Linked DNA regions of Homo sapiens: region 2 is linked to region 1. A link is a loop called in an ENCODE intact Hi-C map of the cell type or tissue named here. Cell type or tissue: endothelial cell of umbilical vein. All regions are shown on one strand. Links, peaks and the distances in the headings refer to the core of each region. The heading gives the core; the rest is flanking DNA. Region 1 has its middle 29 kb from the start of CETN3. Region 2 overlaps ADGRV1 (adhesion G protein-coupled receptor V1).

Region 1 (8,347 bases), core at 310-8,309:
AGAGAGTGGGAAGTGGACCAGTGTACTCGAAGCTGAGGTTCCTTCATCTAGGCAACTGTAACTCAGGGCTTGATAGAACCACAGAAATGTTTAAACTAGAAAAGAACTTACTTGAAATTATTCTTTCAGACCATCCATACTTGAAATTATTCTTTCAGATGACAACCAAGATCTTTTTTTACAATTTTTTGTAGAGGTGGGGTCTTTCTATGTTGCCCAGGCTAGTCTTGAACCCCTGGCCTTAAGTGATCCTCCTGCCTCGGCCTCTCTAAGTGTTCATATTATAGGCATAAACTACTCTGCCCAGGCACGATCTTTAGAAGTTAGGTGATTTGCTTAATGTCACATCGCTAGTTCATGAAGGAATTGACATTAAATCTTCCGCTTTCCATGGTTCTCCTCTGTACTTCCCTTCAACATGAATCATTTACATTGTAGACAAGGAGAGAAAAGTCTGAGCTGCTGCTGGGTTCTGGACACATTATTTTTCTTGACCTCAAGTAGCAATTGCCCTTTTCCTTTCATCATTCAATTTCACTTCAAATTCTTAACCAGGAACTGAACCAAGAAAGTACTGCAGGCAAATCTGACAAGTAGAAAAAAGAATTAAGAATGGTTGATGCATCATACCACTTTTTGCCATTATGTGACTACATCTGACCTTCTTCAAAAATGACCTGGCCAGCTTCTAAATTCTATATTACTACCAGGCTCAGAAAAGGGGAAGAAACTACACAGTGAATTTTTAACCAACTAAAGTGGGCATGAGGAAAGGGAAGATGTGCTGGCAGACGAGTCTCAGGCTCAGCATTTGTAATAATAAGAATTGAAATCTGAAAAGAGTAGTCAGTTTCAGTGCTGCCTAAAAGGCACTGAAGCAGGCTTCCTCTGGCTTTCAATCCACAGCTAGTGATGCCTAGTTTGCATCTTGGAATTCAGGACTGGCAATATAGCCTAGTGTTAAGATCACAGCCTTTGGATTTGAATCCAGGTTTTAGCATTTACCAGCTAAGTGATAGGGATAATTGATTTAACCTCTCCAAGCATAAGTTTACACACATATAAAATGGTGACAGGAATAGTTCTTACCATCCTCATTGGGTTGCAATGAGCATCGAGTACCTTAATTTAGGTTTCCCCAAAAGCACAATCTGAGATGAAAATTTGAGTGCAAGTAGTTTATTTGGGAGGTGAGAGTGTGATGATGTGAGACAAGGAGAAAAGCCAATAATGGCTCAGTTAACAAGCACATACCCCCTGGGTGAAGAAGAGGCCAAATCCTACCAGGGATTCTTCATCACAGGGCTAGGAAGCTGGGAAGGGTAGTTATCCTTAACTTCCCATTCCTCGCTGGTTGAGAATTTCTCCTGGGCAAGCGTCCCAGACACTTCTGGCCTCCCCTGAGCACAGGTCAGGTATAGTCCAGAACACAGAGAAAGCCCTCTCACAGAAAATCCATGACTTGAAGTAGAAAGCTTTGTTTTTATAGGAACCATCCACTAAGGCTGCAGGTGACTCCTAGATGGGGCCAAGGGGATATGGATAGGGCATTGACAGCATCTTCTATAGTGAGATAATGTATTTATCATAGTAATGCCTGGAACATAGTAAGCACTCAACAAATGATACAGCTACTTAAAGTACAAAGTGCTTGGCACAAAGATGGCAAAGGGAAGGTCTTCCCAATTAAAAAGAGGAAACACTATCACTAAAGAGATGAGATGAGTAGAATCAACCCAGAAACCTGGGAGTCATCCTTCACTCTACCTTCTTCTCTTCACCCCGCTACCCAACCGACCCCACCTTTTTCTCCATGTATCATCAGTTTAATCACTTTAGCATCTCTCCTTTCTCTCTTCTCCACTCCAGCAACACTACCTTAAGGTAGGCTTTCACATTCCTTGCTTTAAGTATCATATCAACTTTCTACCTGCCTGACCTTCCTGTTACTCTCCCTTTCTTGAATCACCCAACCCATTCATTCAGTAGTATCAGAATGCTTTTTTCTAAAACCCAATTCTGACAAGGTCAAACTCTACCTCAAATACTTCAATGATTCACCATTTATTTCTGGGTAAAGTTAAAACTCTTTAGGACACAAGACTCCTCATAACCTGGTCCTGCTTATTTACCCATCCTATCTGCACTGTACTTTACCTTCAACTTCCACACCCAGACATAAGATTTAGTGCCTAATGTATGGTACATTTTCTCATCATTCACTGCCATTGCCTGACTCCCACCTTTTTTCATCTAGAAAGCTCCTAGTTTTCATTAAGGAATTCAAATTGTTATCATCTTCTACAAAAAACGATCCCTGATATTTCCCCTTCCCTCTTGATCTGGATAGGCGATCAAATGACCATCTTTGTATATCTTTTTTTTTTTTTTTTTTTGACAGTGTCTCACTCTGTCACTCGGGCTAGAGTTTAGTGACACCATCATGGCTCACTGCAACCTCTACCTCCCAGGCTCAAGTGATCCCTCTGCCTCAGCTACCAGAATAGCTGGGACTACAGGCATGCAACACCACACTCGGCTAATTTTTGTATTTTTTTGTAGAGATGGAGTTTTGTCATGTTGCCCATGCTGATCTCGAACTCCTGGGTTCAAGTGATCCTCCCACCTCTGCCTTGCAAAGTGCTGGGATTACAGGTGTGAGCCACCATGCCTAGCTTGTATATCTCAAAACCTACCACTTGTATTATCAGTATTGGCTTACTTTATGTCTTACTAATTAAACTATCATTCTTCATAATTAGATACCAAGAGTCTGCATTCATAAAAAGTATGCAAAGTGATTTTTATCCACACTGAAGTCTAAAAACAGTTTTTTACAATAAGTGCTTCCTAAAGGGAAGGACCTTTTCTCCTTGTAATTCCAGTGCCTAACATAGCTCCTAGCATGTACCTGATACTCAATAAATAACACTTGAATTAATAAATGAAATTACTTGTCTGGAATATTTCCACTCTTTCACAGAGATTTTATCAGGTTGCCACATGTGGTAATAAGACTTATTAAAGAATGCTTCCCTGCACAGATGGTATTGTAATTTGGGTATCTCATTGTTGATCTGCCAGTCCTCCAGCTAAGTGGTTATTAAATAAGACCTGTTGTTCTACTTTTTCACCCTTGATTGCCTTAAAATCTTTTTTAAGTATTTAGTCTTATTGGTTTTGGTAATGAAGTCTAGAAGAGTGGTTCTTAGACACATCAGAATGACCTGGAGAGCTTGCTAGAAATAGAGATGTTTGAACCCCAATCCCAAAGATTCAAATTCATTATTTGAGTGGGAAGGAGCCATGCTCTGTATTTTTAATGAGATTTTGAAGAAGAAAGTATCCCCTGTAATAAACACAACTATAGATTGTATAATTTAGAGAAAAGGATGGCATTTTTACAAACAGATACACCTACACCCTTATGACTTATTTCCTCTAGACAAATACCATGACCTGTTTCAAAAGAGGTTATCAGCACACTTTACAAATAGCTCTTGAAGTTTGGCAGCGTTACAATATTTTGCCTTGATTGGCTTGCCTAGTAACTTAACATACCTAAAGAAAAATCCACTGTCTTTTTTTTTCCTTCCTCTTGTGAATATAAAGGTAGACTGCATATTTAACCAAGAAATTGGGAGTATGGTCATCCAACTTTGACTTGTGTGAGCTCACATGTTGCATGTTGCCTTCTTACTAGATGACAAAATCAAATCTTACTCCAGACCTCGAGTCTGTTCTTACTTTCCACAGCAGGCTCTGTAGTTACCTGAACCCTGACAACAATGGAGGGGGCTGCAGGGTGAGGACAAGTATACACCTTCCTCCCTTTACCATAAACTATCCAGGGTGTCATGGCAGTCTTTGGCCCAGACTGTTTTCAGAATAAAGGGTTTTATTATTTTACACGGGAATCATAAAGTGAGCCTCTTTGTTCCTCTGTTTAGTTCATCTCCCCTTTAAACTTGTATATCTACTCTAGAAGACTACTAGAAAGTCTAGATTACTCTAGAAAAGACTTGGCATCTTGTTTGTCTCATGCTGGATATATTCCACTATGGTACTCTCTAGACCAAGGATGAGAATTAAACTCTATTCTGTTTAATTCCGTTTAAGCTATTATAGTCTCCAAAGTGAAAAAAATTGCTTTAAAAGTGGTATCAGAATACTCAGGAATTGAAAAAAAAATAGTTTTCTCTTGACAATACTTGAGCTAATGGTGATCTGAAATGTCCAAGGAGAACCTGGGAAAATATTTTTCATGGTCAGATGGAGTCCAGACATCTATGGGAGCTCTTGTCTCTCATGCCGTTATTAGAAATAAAATCGTTCTATAGAATAGAGTGATTCCATTTTACTTAGTACTGCAAAAACTTATACCCATGCAGAAAGTAAATGATACCTGTGAATTTTCTGAGTTTACCTATAAATAAAATGTTTCTGGACTTCCAGATGTAATTTTTATAAGTATAAATGTCAAAGGTTTTTAGATTGGATAGTGTTATAGAAATACATTTTAAATTTTATAATAAAAGTCAATGATAAATTAATATTTAATAAAATATACTTTTGTAGCCAATTTTGCTATAATAGTGTATTTAACAAAAGCAAGGGACTGTATGTAGTTTTAGACTATATTTTAGAAAACATTGTTATATAACTGTATATAACATATACCTATTTATTTTATAAAGTTCCCTTTAAAATTTTGTTAGAACTATTAATTTCACCATTAATTTAATTTTATTATTTGGTTTTGGCTGTCTAATATCTGGCAATTTCTTCAGTGTAACATCATCTTTCATTAATTTTTTTTCAATTATGAGGTTTTTGTGTGTTTTAATTCAAATCCTACTTAATAGAGAATATAACTTGAAAAGAAAGAGCTAAGTGGCCAAGTCTGAATCCTTAATTTGAAAAAGTGTATTAAGAATTGCTTTCTACAAACAAATGTTTTTATATTCAGGGCCACACGAAAATATTAATGTGAAACTTCATGGAAAAACTTGCTTTACTGAATTTCTTGAGTTAAACCACTAGATGGCAATAGCTTTGTTTCTTTGTGAATGAACTAGACAAATGGCTCTTAAAGAAAACATTTGTTTTCTTGAAAGCTCTTATCTCAGCTACCAAATTGCAATTCCTCAATTCTTAAAAAAGAAAAGGAGAATGGCGTGAACCCGGGACGCGGAGGTTGCAGTGAGCCAAGATCGCAGCCACTGCACTCCAGCCTGGGCGACAGAGCGAGACTCTCTCTCAAAAAAAAAAAAAAAAAAAAAAAAGAAAGTCACTGGGTCACCGAGGTGGAAAAAGAATGGCTTCACTTTGGAGCCCGCAAACTTCCAAGATTTTAGGCCTGTAAAGATACTTCATACAGGAAGACACAGGTGAACCAGGGCTCATGAATCTGTCTTCATTTCTTTCCACTAATTTTTTTCCTTTCTCATCTAATTTCACTTTCTCTAAAACTTATTTTTGCTGTTTGTGGATAAAAAAACACAGCCAAGGGTAGAAGGAAGGAAGGTTTGCAGAGCAGATAACACTTCTGATGGATTTTCTCTACCACAGAAGATTTTACACACTGCATGGAAAAACTATAGTCACTGTACCCAAAATGCATTTTCTACCTCAGAATTACTACCAAGTTTTTATGGTTCCCATACCATGTGATATATTATATCCAGCTAGCTTTACTCATTTTACTTATCTGCTTTCGTCTTCAAAGCATTTGAGTTTGCAAACTTTGACCTTTTCACAGTTCGCAAGATGTACTGTGTTCTCTTATTTCCAAATCTAGTCTCTGGAGAAAGTGGGACACATTTCCAGATTTGAGAATATTGAGTGGCACCACATCCCATTTAGAATAGTGATCCAAGTCAGAGATAATTTATTCAACCTCCCAAACAGGCAACTATGTGTCTTCCTTGCCCTCACAAAAATCTGCCTAAGGACGTTTTCTAGAAACCCTCTTCCATTTAAAGTCAGTTGAAGGGGAAAGTTCTGAGAAGTAAGAGTGTAATTGGAGAAGTGGCAAGAATTGAGCAGCAGTAATGGGCAGGCAAACAGTAAGAATATATAGGCTATAGAGAGAATATAGCTATGAGCCAACTGGGAACCACCACAAACGGTGGGTCCTTTGGGAGTTGGGAATTCTCATGACTTAGGAAAAACTTGAGTATTAAAGAGTATCAATTATCAATTTTATCATTTGTTTACTGACACTCAAAAAAATTGAGTATCAGTTTCATCATTTGTTATTCTCATCCTCCACTCCAATGCTGTCAGTGCTGAGCTCACTTAAGGGAACCAATAAATATTTGCTAATTGGGTTCTCATTCTTATAGTAGGTCAACGATTAATATAACAACTTTAATTTTCTGTCAACTGTTTTATAACTCAGACATTGTACATGTGTGTGTATGTGTGTGTGTGTCTTAATTTCGTAAAATCAGTGGAGAAGTAAAGGTGTGATTGAATTATTAATGGTAAAATTCCAGAATGGAACTGGGAATATATTATCACCACAGCCTGCTTTACTCCTTTACTACCTAAGGATTTCACAAAACTTTGGATAATAGAAAGTGTATTTTCACTGGTCACAGTTTCTGTAAAGATGTATACTAAAGTCTCTCCCACTATCACTGTCTATTAGGCCACTTGGAGAACCCTGACCTAAACTGAACCAATCAGATTCTTTTTCTTGAGATGCTGAACATGGACATTGAGCCGACGAGTCAGACAATGCTAAGTACTTGAACTGAAAGCTCAGGGCAAGACCTGACAAAGGACAGCAAACCAAAGCCAAGTCCAAGATAATTTATGGGGGCAAAGAGATGCCCAGAAGTACAGAGAGAATCAGGGCCGTGCCACTCGGAGAGAGATGAAAGGAAGTATTGAGGTTTTAAAACTTTTTTTTTCATTTTCCAGGTGGACCAACTATATTTTATTTCTTCGGATGCTTTTGAAGTGACCAGTTTTGTCCTCTTGATAAACTTGTCCTTTATTAGTGCTGATTTGTGTATATTTGCTACTTACAATCACGCAATGGATAATCCCTGTCTGCTACCTGCAGCACTGCCAGATGCAGGAAACTTCTTTGGCAGAATGGAGAGACCTCATTTTTGTGACCTGAGAACATGCTGTGGTCTCTATGGTGATTTTTACAGCTGATTCTCAGTGCTTTGTACCATCATGATGCTGAAGGTTAAATTAAAATGTTGCTAAAAAAACAGATGAAGTGGAACCTTAGGGTCAAGTTGAGTCTTCCTTGGCATTTCTGATGTAATTCTCTCCACATCATATATTTTCATTAAAAATATCAAAGTTGTGGTGGCTCCTAGGCCTACATTTAAAGGTTACAGGCTGGGCACAGTGGCTCATGCCTGTAATCCTGGCACTTTGGGAGGCCGAGGCAGGCGGATCACCTGAGGTCAGAAGTTTGAGACCAGCCTGGCCAACATGTTGAAACCCTATCTCTACTAAAAATACAAAAATTAGCTGGGCATGGTGGCAGGTGCCTGTAATCCCAGCTACTCGGGAGGCTGAGGCAGGAGAATTGCTTGAACCCGGGAGGTGGAGGTTGCAGTGAGCTGAGATCATGTCATTGCACTCTAGCCTAGGCAGCAAAACCAAAACTTTGTCTCAAAAAAAAAAAAGTTACAATTTTTGCATTTTTAGCTATAAGAAATAGTATCATTTTAATATTTAAAAACTATCTCATTGTATTATCTATTTAATGGTCAGATTTTTTTAAAGCTTCAAATAAGATAACTAGGTCAATGGAAACAATTTACCTCAATATAAATGTGTTTTTCTTTGATTCTTTCATCAATGATTCAGTTACCTTTTTTCTTTTCACCATTTTGTATTTATTATAAATGAATAAGAATTTAAATTAATTATAGAAGATGCATATATAAGTATAAAATATAGTTTTTATTTTTAAAAAATCATCTTTTTTGCCACAATCTTCTACTGGCAAGTAGCTTTATAATCATATCTAATTATATCAACTACATGAACAATTATGTTACAGATCATTAAATTTCATTATATTTTGCTATGAACTTAGAGTACAACAATAAGAACAAATAGACTCCTCAACTTCTCTACCTCTAATAACAAGTTTCCTTTCACATTAGTTTTTATCATCAGTAAATAAATATATAAATTTTTTTTATTATTACTGTTATTATTATTATTATTTTAATTATACTTTAAGTTTTAGGGTACATGTGCACATTGTGCAGGTTAGTTACATATGTATACATGTGCCATGCTGGTGCGCTGCACCCACTAACTCGTCATCTAGCATTAGGTATATCTCCCAATGCTATCCCTCCCC
Region 2 (8,347 bases), core at 104-8,103, 270 kb after region 1:
AGACTAGGAAAGAAGCCCTGAAACGTTTTGCTAAATGGTTACTTACAGAATAAAATTCATTTCCGAAGGTAGAATTTTTTTGAAATTAATTTGAGACTTACAAGCCAATTTGAATTTTGGACCAATTATATGGATAAATCAAATTTAGTCTTTTTTTTTTTGCGACAGGGTCTCACTCTGTCACCAGGCTGGAGTGCAGTGGCGCGATCTCGGTTCACTGCAGCCGCCGCCTCCCGGGTTCAAGCGATTCTCCTGCCTCAGTCTTCCGAGTAGCTGGGACTACAGGCATGCACTACCATGCCCAGCTAATTTTTGTATTTTAGTAGAGATGGGGTTTCACCATGTTGGCCAGGATGATCTCAATCTCTTGATCTTGTGATCCGCCTGTCTCGCCCTCCCAAAGTGCTGGGATTACAGGCGTGAGCCACCACACCCGGCCCAAATTGAGTCATTTTTAAGCAAATTATCTGGGTACTTTCCTCAGTTTCTATTCAATTTCTATAATTCTGATAACCAGTATAACCAATAATGACAGTAATATGTGAAGTAAAGAAATTCATGATCTTCCACCTGAAAGAAAAATGGAATGTGGCTTTTGTTAACCTGAAGATTTGTTAGAGAAGTAAATAGAACACTTTTGATTACCTTAATGTTTCAGAGAGTGAGGCTATGTTTCCAGCGATTAAAAGCTAATGCCAAATCACTGTTAGATTCCTGCCTGACATTTTTAGGAGTTCCACCAGCCGGAATCGCCCTGCTTGATGCTCAAGGATATGCAGCTGTCCTCACAGTAGAAGCCAGTGATGAACCACATGGAGTTTTAAATTTTGCTCTTTCATCAAGATTTGTGTTACTACAAGAGGCTAACATAACAATTCAGCTTTTCATCAACAGAGAATTTGGATCTCTAGGTTTGTGTTACTCTAGAATGAATGGGGTTTCCAGGCAAGTGCTTATTAATATTCTACTTGTGTGGATGAAAGCCATTGCTAAAATAAATCGGGGACAGGAGAAAATTAATATTTCTTCATTCAGGACAGAACTTTATAACTTCTTTATCTTTGAAAAGATTAAAGGAATTATCTGTTTTCACAGAAATGCTGTGTAATTAACAAACATAACATTTCAGCAGCATACAGTAATTTAGGCTGTCTGTGGGTCTACTAATCTACACTGGGCTTGGCCATGGGTGGCTCTATTCCATATGTCTGTCATTCTTCTCCGGGAACAAATGGTAGCACAAAAGACCAAGTGAAAATGTGTAAGGCCCCCTGAGGTCTAGGGTTAGAACCAGCACATCATCATTTTTACCTTGTTCTATTGGCCAAAACAAGTCACATATCCAAATTCAAAGTCTAGAGGCAGGGAAATATGCTTTTCCCACAGTGAGACACCCATGAGCCATCACATGGTAAAGATTATGGATATAGGAAGGGGTGAGGAATTGGGACCAATAATACTAGCTACTAAAGGTGCTTTTAGGAAAGGCAAAAAATTCACAAGGGGATATTATTGTAAACATTTAGATAATTATAAAACATTTTTGCAACCTATTCAATTAGGAGCTATCAATGTCACATATACCACGGTTCCTGGAATGCTGAGTCTGAAGAACCAAACAGTAGGAAACCTAGCAGAGCCAGAAGTTGATTTTGTCCCTATCATTGGCTTTCTGATTTTAGAAGAAGGGGAAACAGCAGCAGCCATCAACATTACCATTCTTGAGGTAAAACTCTTTTTTTTTTTTAATCTTAGGGGGAGATAGTTTAATAAGTTTTTTTTATTATACTTTAAGTTTTAGTGTACAAGTGCACAATGTGCAGGTTTGTTACATATATATACATGTGCCATGTTGGTGTGCTGCACCCATTAACTCGATAACTCATATATTTTTCCTTATTATTGTATTAAACCTGAAGTAACTACATAGAAGGTAGAAATTGATGGAAGAGTCTATCTATAACATAAGTGGTAACATTTAGTAAGACACTTCTAGTAACTTTGCATTTTAAGACATCAAGTTTCATGAAAACTAAGTTTACCTGAGTTTTTTTCTATTAGTAAAAAAAAAAAAAAATTACTCTGACTTTAATATCAGGTTTGGACACTCTACAATTATAATACCAGAAACCTGGTGAATTCTCTTCTGCTTGTTCCCCCTGCTGGTACCTTTAAATCATCTTATTTCTTTTCTTGATTTTGTTGTTGTTGTTGTTGTTTTAATCATACAGGGGTTTCTGTTCTTGTTTAGATAGACAGGCCTGCTGTTATGTATTTTATTACAGACATGTCCGTGATAAAGAATTTTCTTAGGGCAGTCACCTTTGAGATGCCATAGACCTAAGAGGTTTCAAGGAGTATTTTGATTACTTCAAAGGATTCTTTGGACCAGAAAATCCGTGTATGTCAGAATCTTTGTTGGTAGTAGGACCACTTAAATTAGAGATAGGGAGAAACTCACCAGAGGCAGATGGCACAAAATGCGATTATGGTTACATTAAGCTTAGCATAATCATTAATGATTGAAATTGCATTTTAAATAATTTTTCATATTGTGGAATCTCATGTTGTTTTGGGGACTTAGTGTATCAGTTACCTAAATACAGTTCCAAGAGGTTTATAAAAATGGTACTCACGGAGGGAGTAGGAGATAGTGTGTAGGATAGGGGAAGGGAAAGAGGGAGAAAGCATGAATATTGCAGTTGAGAAAATATTTTTCAATTACTATGTATTTTGGGAGTTCTATTTTAAAATGTATTTTATTATCTTGGAGGCTTGTGCTTTTACAGAATTATAAGTGGTGTAAACCATCTACCAACTGAAGTCAGTAACTTATTTTGTTGATTACTGTGGCACTGTGACCTAATATAACAGTATAAAAATTCCAAAGCTGTAAAATTAAAGGTAATATTATGTCAGTATATGGGATATAACACAAGATTTGATAAAGCTTTCAAGTAAGTTATCTTTCAAATGTATACTCTATTAATAACAATATAAATAAATGGATTGATTATTCCTTAGATATGTTAGTTTTTAAAGCAGAGAATACACAGTCACCCTTCTTTTCTCTGAGGAGTCTAGATTTTTTTGAACATTGGGTTTTTGTTTCCACCTTTATTTGATCCTAGATCTTTGCAACCTTTTCTGCTCCCTGATTAGCACTAAGATTAAGAGACTGCAGGCCTATGCATATAGGAGCAAGCTGCCCTGGGGAGTGGTAGGGAGGAAGTATTGCGTGGGGGGTGGGGGACATTAAGAGTAGGCACAGCAGTCCTTCTATATCACTGACCTTGTAACTCATGTTGGTCCATATATTACATAAGACAATCTAGAGACCATGATTTTCACTTATATTTTCACATGGAAACATGACTCCATTAAATAAAGTGAGGAGAAAAGCATATGTTGGTGAGTGTGTACTGACATTATATATGCATAAATATACATACACATTGTGTTTCTTTGTAAATATTGATGGCTGGCTGATCACTCTTGACATGGATTTTGCTAATCCTTATGTTTTTGGTATCTGCCTTGTTTTCATTGCTATTATGTGGACTGGTGATTAATAATAATAGCTATTAATTTTAAAGCATTTTCTCTAGGCCACCCTACACATATGATTTGTGATCATTATTACAATCTCCCACCCAAAAGGAGCTATTATTGCCCCGTTATAGAGATAGTAGAATTGGGAGTTCTAAAATTTAAGTAACTTACTTAAAATTATAGAATTTGGTACTAGGCCTCCTTGAACTGCAGAGCCTTTTTTTTTTTCCATGGTGTTCTATTCCTCCTTCTACACATTAGATATTAAGGTAATTTCAAATGTTTTGTTCATATTATGCTTAAAATAATTAGGCTTATATATTTATATAATTGGTTTACATATTATATAAATCTATATTTAAAATGTTAAAATATTTAAGTGGTTTCATGTGGGTCAACCTAATTACTTCCTATACAACCAAGTATAAGTTTAATACGTTTATGTTTATTTTTTCTAATTTACATCTGTCTACTTTATGGTTGCATTTTTGTATCTTCTGTATACTAATTATACAGTTTAATTTAAAAACAGTTTCTGAGGGTTAATTACTTTGAGAGTATAACTAAAGGAATTTAATGAGTGTAATTTTTTCAGGATGATGTACCAGAGCTAGAAGAATATTTCCTGGTGAATTTAACTTACGTTGGACTTACCATGGCTGCTTCAACTTCATTTCCTCCCAGACTAGGTATGAGGGGTTTCTTGTTTGTTTCTTTTTGCTCACTTCAAATGAAATGAAGAAACTTCATTTTTGAATCAGAAGTGATCATTGTGCTGTTTTGTTAATCTTAGCTATGTGTTAAAATATGATGGGCTTTTATATTTATTTTTGATACTCTCATATATTGCAATTTTTACAATGAACAATGTAAAGACATTAAAAATTATTGTGTGATGCTCTTTAAATTTTACAACTATTTTATAAACAAATTTGTAATCCTCAAAATAGCTCTTTGGAAGGTATTTTCCTTTCATTTTCTTTTAAAATTAGCTGTTTTCAGTAGATCTCCAAACTCTCAGATGTTTTTATTTTCTTTTAGGTTAAGCAGTGCTGATATTTGCTTCTTTGTTGCTTTATTGTGTTCTCTGCTTCTTTCATGACCTTTTATCTTTTTCTTTTCATGCTTTTAGAAAAGACTCAGTTAATTCATTACAGACTGAAAGGTAAAACCTGAGCCTTGGTACAAACTTATCTAGATTCCTTTGAAAAGATGTATTCCTATGTTTAAACACAAACTCCTCTTTCAGTGTGGACATTTACTACTGGGAAATTTTGTCTGAAGCCTGTAGGTGTGATGGCCCACTAGAGGGTGGTGCTGAGTTGGTTAGAAGGAGTGCTGGACAGGGGAAAGTTAATTTGGATTAAAGGAAGAGAAGCATGGCCAGGAGCAGTGGCCTGGGAAACAGGCATTCCTCATTCATTTCTGAAGCTCACTGTGATAACTTTGAAAATATTGAAAGGAAATAATCAGTTTCTAACCTATTGTTTGAATAAATTCAGTTCTTTTGCTAAAGAAATAGATGATTCCAATGAGTAGGCTGTTTACATCAAGTATTATTACAAGATAATTATTATTCACACTAAGACAACTAACAAAACAATTCATATTTCTTTCATCCTCTTACTGAGATAATTTGAATAGTTAACTTCTGTTGAGTGGTTTCTAATGCTCCTATTTCAAGTGCTTTGTAGATTAGTAATATCATTACTTACATTCTTCTCATTTTACAGATGAGGTAGCTTAGGCTAAGAGAAGCTGCGTAATATGCCCCAAATCACACAGCTGGAGACTGGTAGAGCTGACTTCAATGGTGTGGTCTGATTTTAGAATCTCTGCTTTTTAGCCTCTTGTCTGATGGATGCAAACCCTGATTTTATATGCTTTCCTGGACAGTGTTGTTCTTTTCACTCTACAGAGAATTACACTCTCCCTACCCTTTCCCCATCCAGGCAGCTACCATAAGTGTCCTAGACTAAGGTAGCACCTCTGAAATTTAAAAGGTAAAGAACAAAGTATTAAAAACAAAAATCAAAACCAAACCAAAACACTAATCAGGAGCAGGATTAGTTAATATTTTAAGACTAGCCCAGGAGCAGGGTTAGTAATATTTTAAGACTGAAACCAAAAAGCCAACCAGGAGCAGAGTTAGTTAATATTTTAAGGTATTGGTAACATACTAAGTTTGGTGGATAGAATAAAAATAAAAAGGGAAGATAAGTTTACTTTGATATTAATCTCTCTTGACTTCACCAAACTTTTTCCCCATCTTTCCCATGTGTCTCTACTTCTGTTTGTGTCCATGTCTCTCTGTGTCTCTTTTGCACACCTCTGTTTTCTCTGTACCTTTCCTTGCACTTCTTTCATTTATTTTTCATTTTTTTTTGCTCTTTCTACTCCTTCCAACTGTCCCCATTTTCCTTTCCTCCTGAAATAGTGATATTATAGAATAGAGATGCCAAATATGTTTTAACTAATTAAAATAATAGAAACAAAATAGTAATCTCAGTTGTTTATTATTTTATACTGTTCTCAGTTGATTAAATTTCTATAAATCAGTGGCTCTTGTTAGCCAAAAGTGTCCTTATTCAGACGTGATAAGCATTGTCTCTTTATTTTCTTAAACATCTTTTGAGTAATGTTGATAATACCTGTACATTATGAATTATATAATTTCAAAGGGACTGTCTTTAAATCCTATATCAAAAATATTTTTAATCATTTATATGTATTTTAAGATATGCTTCTATGTTTTTTAAGATTCAGAAGGTTTGACTGCACAAGTTATTATTGATGCCAATGATGGGGCCCGAGGTGTAATTGAATGGCAACAAAGCAGGTAAGGCCAAGGCTGCATGAGAGCCCTCTTCTGGGTTTCATATTATTTACTATCTACCAAATAAAAGTTTCTAAGGGAAAAATTAATTTTTTTTGTTTGTTTTTGTTTTTTTGCTATATTATAGGTTTGAAGTAAATGAAACCCATGGAAGTTTAACATTGGTAGCCCAGAGGAGCAGAGAACCTCTTGGCCATGTTTCCTTATTTGTGTATGCTCAGAATTTGGAAGCACAAGTGGGGCTGGATTATATCTTCACCCCAATGGTGGGTCTCAAAATCTATCACAGATGACTTTTACAAATTATTTTATAATCATTATTCCTTGAGAATTACAGTGATTTAGGTCCCATATAAATAAATTATTCTTAAAAACCATTGTATTTTTCACAGTAAATTAGGACAGAAGATTTCCTCATGGTAAAATAGTTCCCTTAACTATTTTAGTAAATATAAATTGAATTTTCATTACTATTCTAAATGTTATTCTGTATGCATTAACTATTTCATTACAGTATTTGATACTAGAGAATACAAGCTGTAATATTAAAGAATTTATATCATTAGATAATCTTCCCAGAATGTTTCTTACACTTCACGAAAATTTTAACTCTTTCATTTCTTTGTTTTTGCTCACTGAAACACGTTTAGTGTTTTAAAATACTTTTACTTGGTCTCTTCATGCCTTTTATTTCTTAGCCAAATGTTTACTTTCTTCTCTTCCCCTATAATTTTTTTGGAGACAAAGTCTCGCTCTCTCACTCAGGTTGGAGTGCAGTGGTGCGATCTCGGCTCACTGCAACCTCCACCTCCCAGGTTCAAGCAATTCTCCTGCCTCAGCCTCCTGAGTAGCTGGGATTACAGGTGGCCACCACCATGCTAATTTTTTTTGTATTTTTACTGTATTTTATATTTTTAGTGTATTTTACCATGTTGGCCAGGCTGGTCTCTCAATCTCCTGGCCTCAAGTGATCAGCCCGCCTCGGCCTCACATAGTGCTGGGATTACAGGCGTGAGCCAATGCACCCAGCCCCCTCTTAATTTTTACTTTTTAAACTTAATGTTGCCAATTTAAATAAAAAGATATAAACCAAAATATAAGGAGACAAAATTCAATGTAAAATAGCTTATTCTTTACATTCACAACTATATTGTATTTCTTTCCAAACATTCTATAGAAACTCACAGTGTATATAAATATAATACATTCTGCTTTTACCTTTTTGACCAGATTCTTCATTTTGCTGATGGAGAAAGGTATAAAAATGTCAATATCATGATTCTTGATGATGACATTCCAGAAGGAGATGAAAAATTTCAGCTGATTTTAACAAATCCTTCTCCTGGACTAGAGCTAGGGAAAAATACAATAGGTAATTAATAATTTCTTATAAACAGCTTCCTCTCCTTCATGCTGGGTTCCTTAATATGGGGGAAGATGTAAAGGAATGAGAAAGTCTTGGTGGTTTTCTGTGCTTAAAATGAGAATGATTTTAAGTTAGAGCATTTCAGAATTCCTGTGTCTGTGTAACAGTGCCTCTCACGTGTGTATGTTGGTGTATATATGCATGTATGTAAAAGACAAAGTAGGTTGATACTACAGATAATATTATTTCCTCAGTTATTGTAGGATTATTTAATTTGTAGATGTCTTTCCTTTGGAATTTGAATTTTGTTCTGGTTTCCTACTTAGCAATAGAAGGAATTACAAAGGTAGTAATTCTACCTTTGTAGAATTACTTTGTACCTTTGTACAAAGGAGTAAAGGAACTCCTTTAGTGTCATCTACTCTGTAGTATTTCCGCATAGTGTTGAGGTATACTGATACTTCAGACAGATTATGGGAGACGTAATTCTTGGTTGGAACAGTTTGATATTGTTGCTAAGAGTCATCCTACTCCATTGCTTGATAGGTATTGTGCTGACTGTTTAGAGAAGGTAAGAAAGAGACAAAGGAGAA

Evidence for each region. Hi-C counts contacts between places; a loop is a spot of excess contacts. Peaks named below come from ENCODE experiments on the same cell type or tissue, not always from the same donor. Only the 100,000 strongest peaks of a DNase experiment are listed, where the experiment ranks them.
Region 2: it touches region 1 in a loop (7-fold over the local background); 6 of 110 quality-filtered maps call a loop at or near these places.

What each region holds. Positions count from the first base shown.
Region 1 is chr5:90,434,821-90,443,167 of GRCh38, forward strand. No RefSeq gene overlaps it. Among named protein-coding and RNA genes, the nearest start is that of CETN3, 29 kb to the left of the region's middle. In endothelial cell of umbilical vein, for the core only: a CTCF peak has its summit at 5,026 (motif pointing right); a DNase peak (open chromatin) is centred at 5,071; H3K4me3 peaks cover 434 bases; H3K27me3 peaks cover 525 bases.
Region 2 is chr5:90,704,669-90,713,015 of GRCh38, forward strand. It overlaps ADGRV1 (adhesion G protein-coupled receptor V1), which reads left to right. Exons shown (of 90, transcript NM_032119.4): 37 at 732-911; 38 at 1,563-1,726; 39 at 4,148-4,241; 40 at 6,313-6,391; 41 at 6,516-6,654; 42 at 7,619-7,760. Among named protein-coding and RNA genes, the nearest start is that of ADGRV1, 150 kb to the left of the region's middle. In endothelial cell of umbilical vein, for the core only: a CTCF peak has its summit at 4,854 (motif pointing right); a DNase peak (open chromatin) is centred at 4,873.